Regions from separate parts of the Homo sapiens genome. Here regions 1 and 2 are each linked to region 3. The links are chromatin contacts, found by Hi-C in ENCODE. All regions are on one chromosome and are shown on one strand. Each heading gives the region's core, a stretch centred on a gene start or an enhancer-like site at or near the end of the contact. The rest is flanking DNA. Distances are from core to core; before and after follow the strand shown.

Region 1 (3,232 bases), core at 716-3,215, 2.8 Mb before region 3:
ACAAGTAAAATAAATTAAGAGGTAGTGTCTCATGAGACAATGTGCTGAAAGTCAGTGCCCAACTAGACAATCTGAGCTACTACATACACTTGGCTTATCTGTAAAGTTAGATTTAAGACACTACTCTCAAAAGTAACATTTCACTGTCACAGCTATTTCACTTTAAAAGGTTAAACAACCCAAAGAGTTTAAACAGTTTTATTTCCAAAAACAACATTACAGAGCATAATTTCTACATTAAAAATTCTTACAGTACCAAGAGAAGTATTACAGTACAATTTTCCACAACAAAATTGTAGCACACAAATCCACGCGACTCCTGGACTTCCTTGAACTGTCAATACACTGCACCCTGTTTAAATGGCTGTACCTGAAAACCAAGGTATGCAATTCCTTAGGATTAGAAGTCATCAAGTTATACTGTCAAGGATCTGGGGGAAATGAGAGGAAGATTCTATTATCCTGGTGTCCGAACCCAACTTCCACAACAAGGTAAAGCCACAGCGATGGTAAAATGTCTATTAGTTGTCAACATTTACGTGCTGAAACCCACCCAATTTAGACATCTCAATATTAAGATTTCTGTGAATCAAGTCACTTAGTTTTAGTTCGGTTTTGAATAAGAAAGGATCCTCCTTCGAAATTTAGATCTATAAAAGTTACTTAAATTGGGTCTTTTCTCCCCCTATGTTGAGATACCAGAGAGCAGGAGAACTTAAATTTATTTTACAAATAGGTAAGGTTACAGGCTTCAGAAGAGAGAGGTACTCCAAACAAATCTGCAAGATATTCGCAAGGATCACAGAAAAAGTCAGGGATAGTGGTTTATTATCCTCCGACCAACTAGCTCTGGAGAGGGATGGATACAAACGTCCCAGAAAGAGGACACTGAAAGTAAGTCTTATCTTCTAGAAAAGTAAGTCGTCCGGGCAAACACGCTGCACCCTCGACATTTCCTTGCAGAGGGGGAGAAAAGCCTCATAGAGCAGCAGGCGACATGACATGCCCGTCTGAGGCTCCACGTGGGGGCTGCACTGAGCCCAACAAGCTTCCCAGACCATGGGGCAATCAAATTCCCCGACTGTGCACAGAACCTGCGCTCCCGGCCCGGGCAGCGGCGCGCAGGCCGCAGTGGCCCTGGAGCGCCACCCAGCGGCCCACGGAGAGGCCTGTAGGCGGGTCCTCCACGGCTCCCGACTCGCCGCACCCCCACAGCCACCCAGCCCGTTCCCCTCTCCGGATGCACAAGGCCCAACCCAAGAACTAAGACACAAAATGGCTGCCGGCAGCTTCGTCACGTGACCCCTTTGTGCCTTTCGGGCCCCCGAACTCCGCGGGACCCGGGTACAAGTGGCCAGGGTCAGCGGGTGGCCTTAGAAGGGGCCCCGCTGGGCCGCGGCGGCCGGGGGTCGAGGCTGGGGGAGGCGGGGTATAGGCCCGGCCGGCGACTGAGAGTCGGCGGCGAAGAGAAGATGGCGGCCATTTTGTGTGGGTTTGCTGCTCCGCCGCCGCCGCAGGCAGCAGAGGGAGCGGGCCTGACGGTGGGTCGGACAGGGGAGTTAACACGTACCGACTCCTCTTCCTTCTCCATTCCGGTGGGCATCTGCGGCACGGCCCTGTTTATCGAGGCGTATTCGTGCAGGTCGGGCAGATCCTCACAGCGGAAAACCGGCAGCGGCTTCGAGGCGTCTAGCGCCCGCGCCCGAAACGACAGTTTACTCATCTCAGGCGCAGCAGATACCTCTCCGCTCTGGGGAAACGGCCCCGGCCAGCGGGATCATGGAGAACCGGGGGTTCGGTCCCCACTCGCCAACCGCTGCCGGGGACTTGAGGGGCGGAGCGCAGAGCCCGCCGTCCGGGCACTAACACCAGCCGGGAGGGTGGGAGGCTGTGCCGCTCCGCTCCTCTCTCGCTCGCTCTCTTCAATACGCCATGGCCAACATGGCGGACATTAAAACTCCACTGTGCGCTCTTCAGCCAACCCCAGCCATTCCCCACACTGCATCGCGCAGCGGCGCGGGCACGCGGGCGGGGGGAGGGAGCGCGGGCTCGAGGCCGGCGCCGGCACGAAGCGCGCGTCCCGCCAACCCCCGGCACCCGCCGGCCTCGCTTCCCGCGCCTCGCTGCTCCGGGCCCCCGCCCTTCGCGGGTCCGGGGGCGGACAGGGCGGACTGGGCGCTCGGACACCGGGCGCCGGCTCTTGGGTCGTGCTCTCCTGCAGCGCACACGCTCACTTTCTCACGCTCGCTCCCTCCCGGCGCCGCTTTCTGACGGGCGAACAAGGTGCGGGAAAACTCTCTCCACCAGCACGCCGCCGTTTGGAAAGGCAGCTGGGGAGAGTGGCAGGCGGGGCTCGGGCCCCGGGCACCTGGGGCTCGGAGGGCTCGGACCTCTGGGGTGCTCGCCAGCGGCTGCCCCGGGGCCACGGCCGCCCCCACGGGGCTTCGGAGGGGCGCTCCAGAGGCGCCGCGCGCCGCCGTCTGCCGCGGGGGGCGAACGCACAGCCTAGTTCCCGCGGCGCCTTAGGTCTTTACGATAAAAATACAAACTGAATTAGGGGCAGATGCTACTTTGAGTAAACTTTTATCAGCAGTTATTTTTATGTCCTAATGCAACTTTGGATTATAATGTTTTATAGGCACCGCATCAAGTCATTGATCCGTTTCCCACGCATTGGGCTTAATATAAATGATAGGTATCCTATTCTACAAAGTAGATTTTTTTAAATCCTGCATTTTCATCTACACATATTTACTTTTTAAATAGTAACTGAAGCAAAGGAAATTATTACCCACCACTATAACATTTAAAAGCAAGATCTACTTCAGAATTTAAAGCCAGTTCTTTATATCTAGCTCATGATTCTGTACTCAAAGAGACTGCGGCTTCATCATAGCCGTGGGTTCACACTTTCATCATTTGTCCTCTGAAAAACTTTGTAACATTGAATCATATAAAGACCTGTCGTACTCCCGCCAAACAAAAAGCTGAATTATTAGATTTAGATGGATATGATAGATGGGTGGCATCGGTTTATATTACACATGAAAATGGGTATCCTGAGATCTCTTCGTTGTTGTTGTTGTTAATAGGGAAGATTGTTGGGGTGGGTTTAATAAATTGGCAGCCAAATTTCAATTCGAGTTTCAATTTGTATCTTAGTGCACAATTTTGTATCTTGTGCAACAAGATACAAAAAGATACAAAAATGTTTTGAGTTGCTTTTCTCCCT
Region 2 (2,849 bases), core at 165-2,664, 2.8 Mb before region 3:
ATTATACCAGTTATTTAAGGTCCACAAACTATTACCATTTGGAATAGATTTCATAAAGAAACAAAGATAACATTTCATAAAAGCAAAGAAAAAATTAAACCTGTAATCCCAGCACTTTGGGATGCTGAGGCAGGTGGATCACTTGAGGTCAGGAGTTCGAGATCAGCCTGACCAACATAGGGAAACCCTGTCTCTACTAAAAATAAAAAAATTAGCCGGGTGTGGTGGCACATGGCTGTAATCCCAACTACTTGGGAGGCTGAGGAAGGAGACTTGCTTGAGCCTGGGAGGTGGAGGTTGTAGTGAGCCAAGATCGTGCCACTGCACTCCAGCCTGGGTGACAGAGCAAGACTCTGTCTCAAAAAAAGAAAAGAAAAAATTAAAATGAACACATTTTACTTTTGTATCTGAAATACTTGTGGTAATAGTTTAAGGACAGATAGTATCTGGCAAGGAAAAGAGCAATTTAATATCTATTATATTTCACAAGAAATAAATGATACAAGGTTATTACTCTCTACCTATCCTCTTGCTTAAAGCTCAGTAATCAATTTCTAGAATACAAAAAGGAAGACCTTTACAGATAAAATAGTCCAGTTCTGTTATTTCTCTTCAGTGTGAAACATTTGCCAATTTACTACTTTCCTTATAAAATCAACAGGATGTAAAGTCAAGTGACTGAGTAGCACAATAACAGGTGGCCCAGACATGAAGTTTCATTCTGATTCTGTCCTCTCATGTCCTTATTTGTACCCCTAGCATCCGTTTAGGCTTAGGTCGTTTATGCTGTACATATTAAGAGCCTACATGCCCAGTGTGATGTGTGACAATGTAAGCGGGAAGGGAATAAAATTAGAGTCTCTTTCTACGCTTAGAAAAGCCGCAATCTAATTGAATCATTTCCCCAAAATTAAATTTTAAAAGGCTCTCCCAAACTGTTATTTTTTGTTGTAATCTTTATGCTGATGATTTCTATGCCTCCAAAACAGCCCCGAGAGCAGTAAAATACAGATACAAATGTGTCTGTTTTTTTCTAAAATGCCCTACAGCAGCAGCAATGAACTAATTTAAATCTGTCTAAAAGTGCTTATATAATCAATAACACAAACTAAATCTGTCCCACTGCTTAGTCCTTAGCCCTTGTATATACGCACCCTTGCAATTTCATCCAGTATCATGGCTTCAACTACCATTTGGATGCTGGTGATTATTCTAAATCTTAACTTCTAGCTCAGAATTCTGAACTCTAGACATGTATATAAAGACCTTACTATATGTTCCACAGACATCTCTCACATAACATCGACACCCCTGCTCCATGACTCTCCAAATCTGTTCCTCCTCCTGACCTACGTCAGCAAGTTTCACTGTCATCTATCCAGTCACCCAAGTCAGAAGCCTCAATGTTTCCAGCTCCCTTTTGCTTCTTATTTCCCCATTTCCAAATCAGGCACAGATTTCTCATTGGTTTTATGACTAGAAATTACTCAATACTCTCCATCCCACGGCCACAGTTCGTGCAGCAAGTGGCCTTCTAACCTCTAGTATTACATTACTCTCCACTGGTCTTTCTAAGAGTTTGACCAAGTCAACTCTCACACTTCATCTTTGGGTCTTTATTTGCCTCCCTGGTGAAATTCAAACTTGCCTTGGGAAACAGGTCCTCATGACCTAGCTCTAGCTAATTCCTCCAGTTCAACACCTGACCACTTTCTCCCCTGAATTTCCTAATCCACCTAGAATAAGCATCTAATAGAACTTTCTAGTAACATCTATATGTACTGTTCCCTGCCTCTAACTCCATCTATAACTCTTCTCCCTTCTTTATAATTCTACTAGGATGTCTACCCCGCTTTTGGAAAGTCTTCCACAATGATTATGTAATACTATGGTAACATAAAAAACAGGCAGAAGTGACTTAAAAATGCCTATCTCCATAAAGATTCAACTGAAGTCTTTACAAAGTTGAAAACTGAGCAAGTCAGAATCTGGAAAAAAATTCTTGATAGAGATTCCATGACCCCTGAACAACCTGCCTCACACATACTGGAAGTGGCAGAAGATAAGAAAGTAACAAGAAGGATGTAGATTCCCCACAGATTGCTTATTTGTTGTAAGGGAAATATAGTAACTATACTGTGGAGAAACTGGACCATACTTTCACCAGATGGTGAAAATTACCATTACCAGTGAGGTGCAGATGCATCTGTGTGCCTCCAGATGTGATGTCATGGGGACACGATATCCCTTATGTGACATTTCAGCTGGAAATGCAAAACTTCAATATGAGAAAACATCAGACAAACCTAAAATGGGGTCACTCTATTAAAAAAAGTCAAAACTGTATTCTTCAAAAATGTCTACGTCATAAAAGATGAAAACATCTATGAAAAGATGTATATTTTTTTCTTTGAGACAGAGTCTTGCTCTGTCACCTGGGCTGGAAGTGCAGTGGCGCAATCTCGGCTCACTGCAACCCCCACCTCCTGGGTTCAAGCGACTCTCCTGCCTCAGCTCCCGAGTAGTTGGGGTTTACAGGCGCATACCACCAAACCTGGCTAATTTTTTTGTATTTTTAGTAGAGACAGAGTTTCACCATTTTGGCCAGGCTGGTCTCGAACTCCTGACCTCAGGTTATCTGCCCACCTTGGCCTCCCAAAGTGCTGGGATTACAGGTGTGAGCCACCGTGCCCAGCCGACATCCATGAAACTATTTAGGGGTAAAGTGCCACGATGTAGGCAACTTAAATGGTTTGGGAAAAACATATGTGTGTACATATGAGAAAGAGAATAAAGCAAATAGGGCAAAGTGTTAACACGTCTGGGTAAAGGGTAGAGAATGCTCTATG
Region 3 (3,024 bases), core at 297-2,796:
TGGTTTGTGCTTTCTGAACTTTATAATTAAGACTACATACATATGGGAGTAAAATACTGGCAAGAAAGGAAACCGTAGAGCAAATACTTTGCAAATAAGAAATTGCCATTCCTTTGATTCTTTTTGATTCATATGAACTCCTGTTACAGAGACAATTGTTGTGGATACATTCCCTTTGACCTACGAAAATTAGATTTGAACAAAGGTTCAGATTGGATTTAGATTAAGTCCTGCTCAGTGAAAATTATGAAAACACTCTGACACTACAGTAACTGATATGAAATAATAAATCCTCACTTAACATTGTCAATAGCTTCTTAGAAACTGGTTTTCAGTGAAACAACGTACAATGAAACCGATTTTTGTTATCATCAATATTATAACGAAATGAAAACAACACTGAATGAAAATTTTTTTGTGGACCTGCTGTAAGTTGTTTGGCTTAAAGCCATGATTTCTAAGAACCTATCGTTAAGTGAGGACCTACTGTACTCTATAACCATGCTGCTATTCTTTATTCCTGATATCCCATTACTTTTTTTATTTTTGAGATGGAGCCTCGCTCTGTCACCCAGACTGGAGTGCAGTGGAACGATCTCAGCTCACTGCAGCCTTGACCTCCCAGGTTCAAGCGATTCTCCTGCCTCAGCCTCCCAACTAGCTGGGACTACAGGCGTCTGCCACCACTCCTAGCTAATTTTTGTATTTTTAGTAGAGATGGGGTTTCACCATGTTGGCCAGGCTGCTCCTGACCTCAGGTGATCTGCCCATGTCTGCCTCCCAAAATGCTGGGATTACAGGCGTGAGCCCCCGGCCGACCTTTCTAATCTAAAAAAAAAAAAAGAGATGAAGTCTCACTGTGTTCCCTAGGCTGGTCTCCTGGGCTCAAGCGATCCTCCCACCTTGGCCTCCCGAAGTGTTGGGATTACAGGCCCGAGCCAGCGGGCCCAGCATGCGGACCATTTCCAGTCAAATACTGGGATAAACTGCAATAAATGACCCTAAGAAGCAGGTGAATTGTCTCAGGAGCTCAAGCTTCTTTTGGAGAAGGACTCAACCAGCTGTGACTGGCTGTGAATATGGAGGAAAAGGGCCACTAGTCAAGGTATGTAGATAGCTTTTAGAAGTCAGAAGAAGCACGCCTGCAGTCCCAGCTACTCAGGAGGCTGAGGCCGGAGGATCGCTTGAGCCTGGGGAGATAGAGGTTGCAGAGAGCCGAGACCACGCCACTGCAGCCCAGCCTGGACAGAGGTGAGACGCTCGCGGACCTTAGCTTGGGGTTGGCGGCGTTAGGAAGAAACCGACCTCGAGACCCTGAAGACCTGACAACAGCCGTTACTCTGGCTGACAAGTCATTGGATTTCTGGCGCACGCGCGGCGCGGCACGGGCAGCTTCCGGTTTCCAGCCTTGCCCCCGCCCCTACCTTCCGCCCCACCTCCAGGCTAGTTCCTCCTCTTGGCCCCGCCCCCTGACCTTCCTTCTCCCTATCCCTAGGCCCCGCCCCCTGACCCGCACCTTCCCGCCGCCCCTCCCCGGTTCCATTTCATTGTTGGATTGTGGCGCTTCACTCCTGCTGGCGGCCGGCAGGGGGCGGAGTTCGAGCCTGGATTTTTTTCCTCGGGGCCTCCCCCGGGAGGCCGTCCCGGCGTGGGGGAGGGGAGGACGGGGCGGGAGGACGCGGTTCGGTCGGCTGCAGCGCTACTTTTGGTCCGGGGTCGGCAGGGAGGCCGCGGCTACCGCATCACAGCTGACGTGAGGACTACGTGGGGCCGCTGCCGGCTCCGGGTTGCTGGGCGGCGGCGCCGCTGCTGAGCGGCGGTCGGGCTCGCCGTCTCCACCTCCTCGCGTCCGTAATCAGTGACGAGGTCCGCTACGTAAATCCCTTTGCGGCGGGTAAGTGGTGCGTCGGCTCCGGCCCCGAGACCCAGCAGCGGGCGACGCGGCGCAGGAGGTGGAGGTGGAGGCAGGAGGCGGAGCGGAGCCGGGTGCGGTGGAGCAGCAGAGGCCGAGCGGAGCCGTGGGCGGCGGGCCGGGACCCCGGGGCCGGGCCAAGGACTGGCGGGGCAGCCGCGAGTTCACCTGACGCGGCCCCTCGCTCGGCGCCCCCGAGGCCGCCGGCTCGCCGCCCCACGCCCGCTTCGTGCGCTCAGCTGCCCCGGGACCCGCCTGCCTCCTCGCGAACTTGGGACGAGTTGGAAAATCCTCCCTGAGAGAGCCGTGCGGCTCAGGGGAGCGGTTTAACTCGGAAAAGGAAAAGGAATCCAGAAGTAAGGACCTCGGATTTGAGTGCCCCCAGCGCCTCTGCCCCACTTTACGAGCGCAGTTTAGACGAAAGCGGACGCAGCCCGTTTTCCCCCAAAACCTGGGCCGGAGGGCCTCGCAGCTGAGTCATTCGGTCCCGGGCGCGGGCAGTCTCCGGAGTGGGAAGGGCAGAGCCGCGACCGCTCTCGGAAGGCGCATTTTCCCTTCTGCCTGAGTCTTGCCTTTTTAGGGCCATCTGGTAAGGTTTCCAGAGCCTGTTGAATCTGGGGAATAAACACATTATTAAACATACTTTTTTTTTTTGAGACGGAGTCTTGCTGTTACCCAGGCTGGAATGCAGGGGCATGATCTCGGCTCACTGCAGCCTCTGCCTCCTGGGTTCAAGCGATTCTCTTGCCTCAGCCTCCCGAGTAGCTGGGATTACAGGCATGCGCCACCACGCCTGCTAATTTTTGTATTTTTAGTAGAGATGGGGTTTTACCATGTTGGTCAGGCTGGTCTCGAACTCCTGACCTTCCACCCACCTCGGCCTCCCAAAGTGCTGGGATTACAGGCGTGAGCCGCCGCGCCTGGCCTCAGCATGTTTCTTGATCCTGTTGCGTTTTATTTGTATATCAGATACCTGAGTTTGAAATCACTTAGGGGTTTCCTGCATGCTGCTCAGTGAAGCAGCGGTGAGTTTGTAATCACATTTTAAGAAATTGGGACTTACAGGGCCAGTCTCAAAGTGTCACTGAAATTGAAAGAGCTCCTTTAACACT

Evidence for each region. Hi-C counts contacts between places; a loop is a spot of excess contacts on that map. Pooled maps may share reads with other maps.
Region 1: a loop to region 3 is called in a pooled map, with 8 times the contacts of the local background. The contact joins the promoter of EPC1 here to the promoter of CREM in region 3. A Hi-C loop is called at or near these places in 2 of 37 single-sample maps with no recorded cell type and 7 of 50 pooled maps.
Region 2: a loop to region 3 is called in a pooled map, with 9 times the contacts of the local background. The contact joins the enhancer-like site here to the promoter of CREM in region 3. A Hi-C loop is called at or near these places in 2 of 37 single-sample maps with no recorded cell type and 3 of 50 pooled maps.

What each region holds. Positions count from the first base shown.
Region 1 is chr10:32,345,193-32,348,424 of GRCh38, forward strand. EPC1 (enhancer of polycomb 1) reads right to left here and starts at 1,966. Exons shown (of 14, transcript NM_001272004.3): 1 at 1,571-1,966. The coding sequence starts at 1,723. It overlaps EPC1-AS1 (EPC1 antisense RNA 1), which reads left to right and starts at 2,172. Exons shown (of 2, transcript NR_104163.1): 1 at 2,172-2,283. RefSeq lists silencers at 997-1,276, 1,947-2,416, 2,427-2,556 and enhancers at 1,497-1,596, 1,617-1,676.
Region 2 is chr10:32,317,282-32,320,130 of GRCh38, forward strand. The region is part of intron 1 of EPC1 (enhancer of polycomb 1); the gene reads right to left. Among named protein-coding and RNA genes, the nearest start is that of EPC1, 28 kb to the right of the region's middle. RefSeq lists an enhancer at 538-597. Within about 2 kb of position 1,415, at least 9 of the 41 ENCODE cell types and tissues checked have a DNase peak (open chromatin) inside an H3K27ac peak, as active enhancers do.
Region 3 is chr10:35,125,300-35,128,323 of GRCh38, forward strand. It overlaps CREM (cAMP responsive element modulator), which reads left to right and starts at 1,547. Exons shown (of 8, transcript NM_183011.2): 1 at 1,547-1,894. It also overlaps a transcript of CUL2 not described here. RefSeq lists silencers at 1,435-1,954, 2,015-2,154 and an enhancer at 2,515-2,584.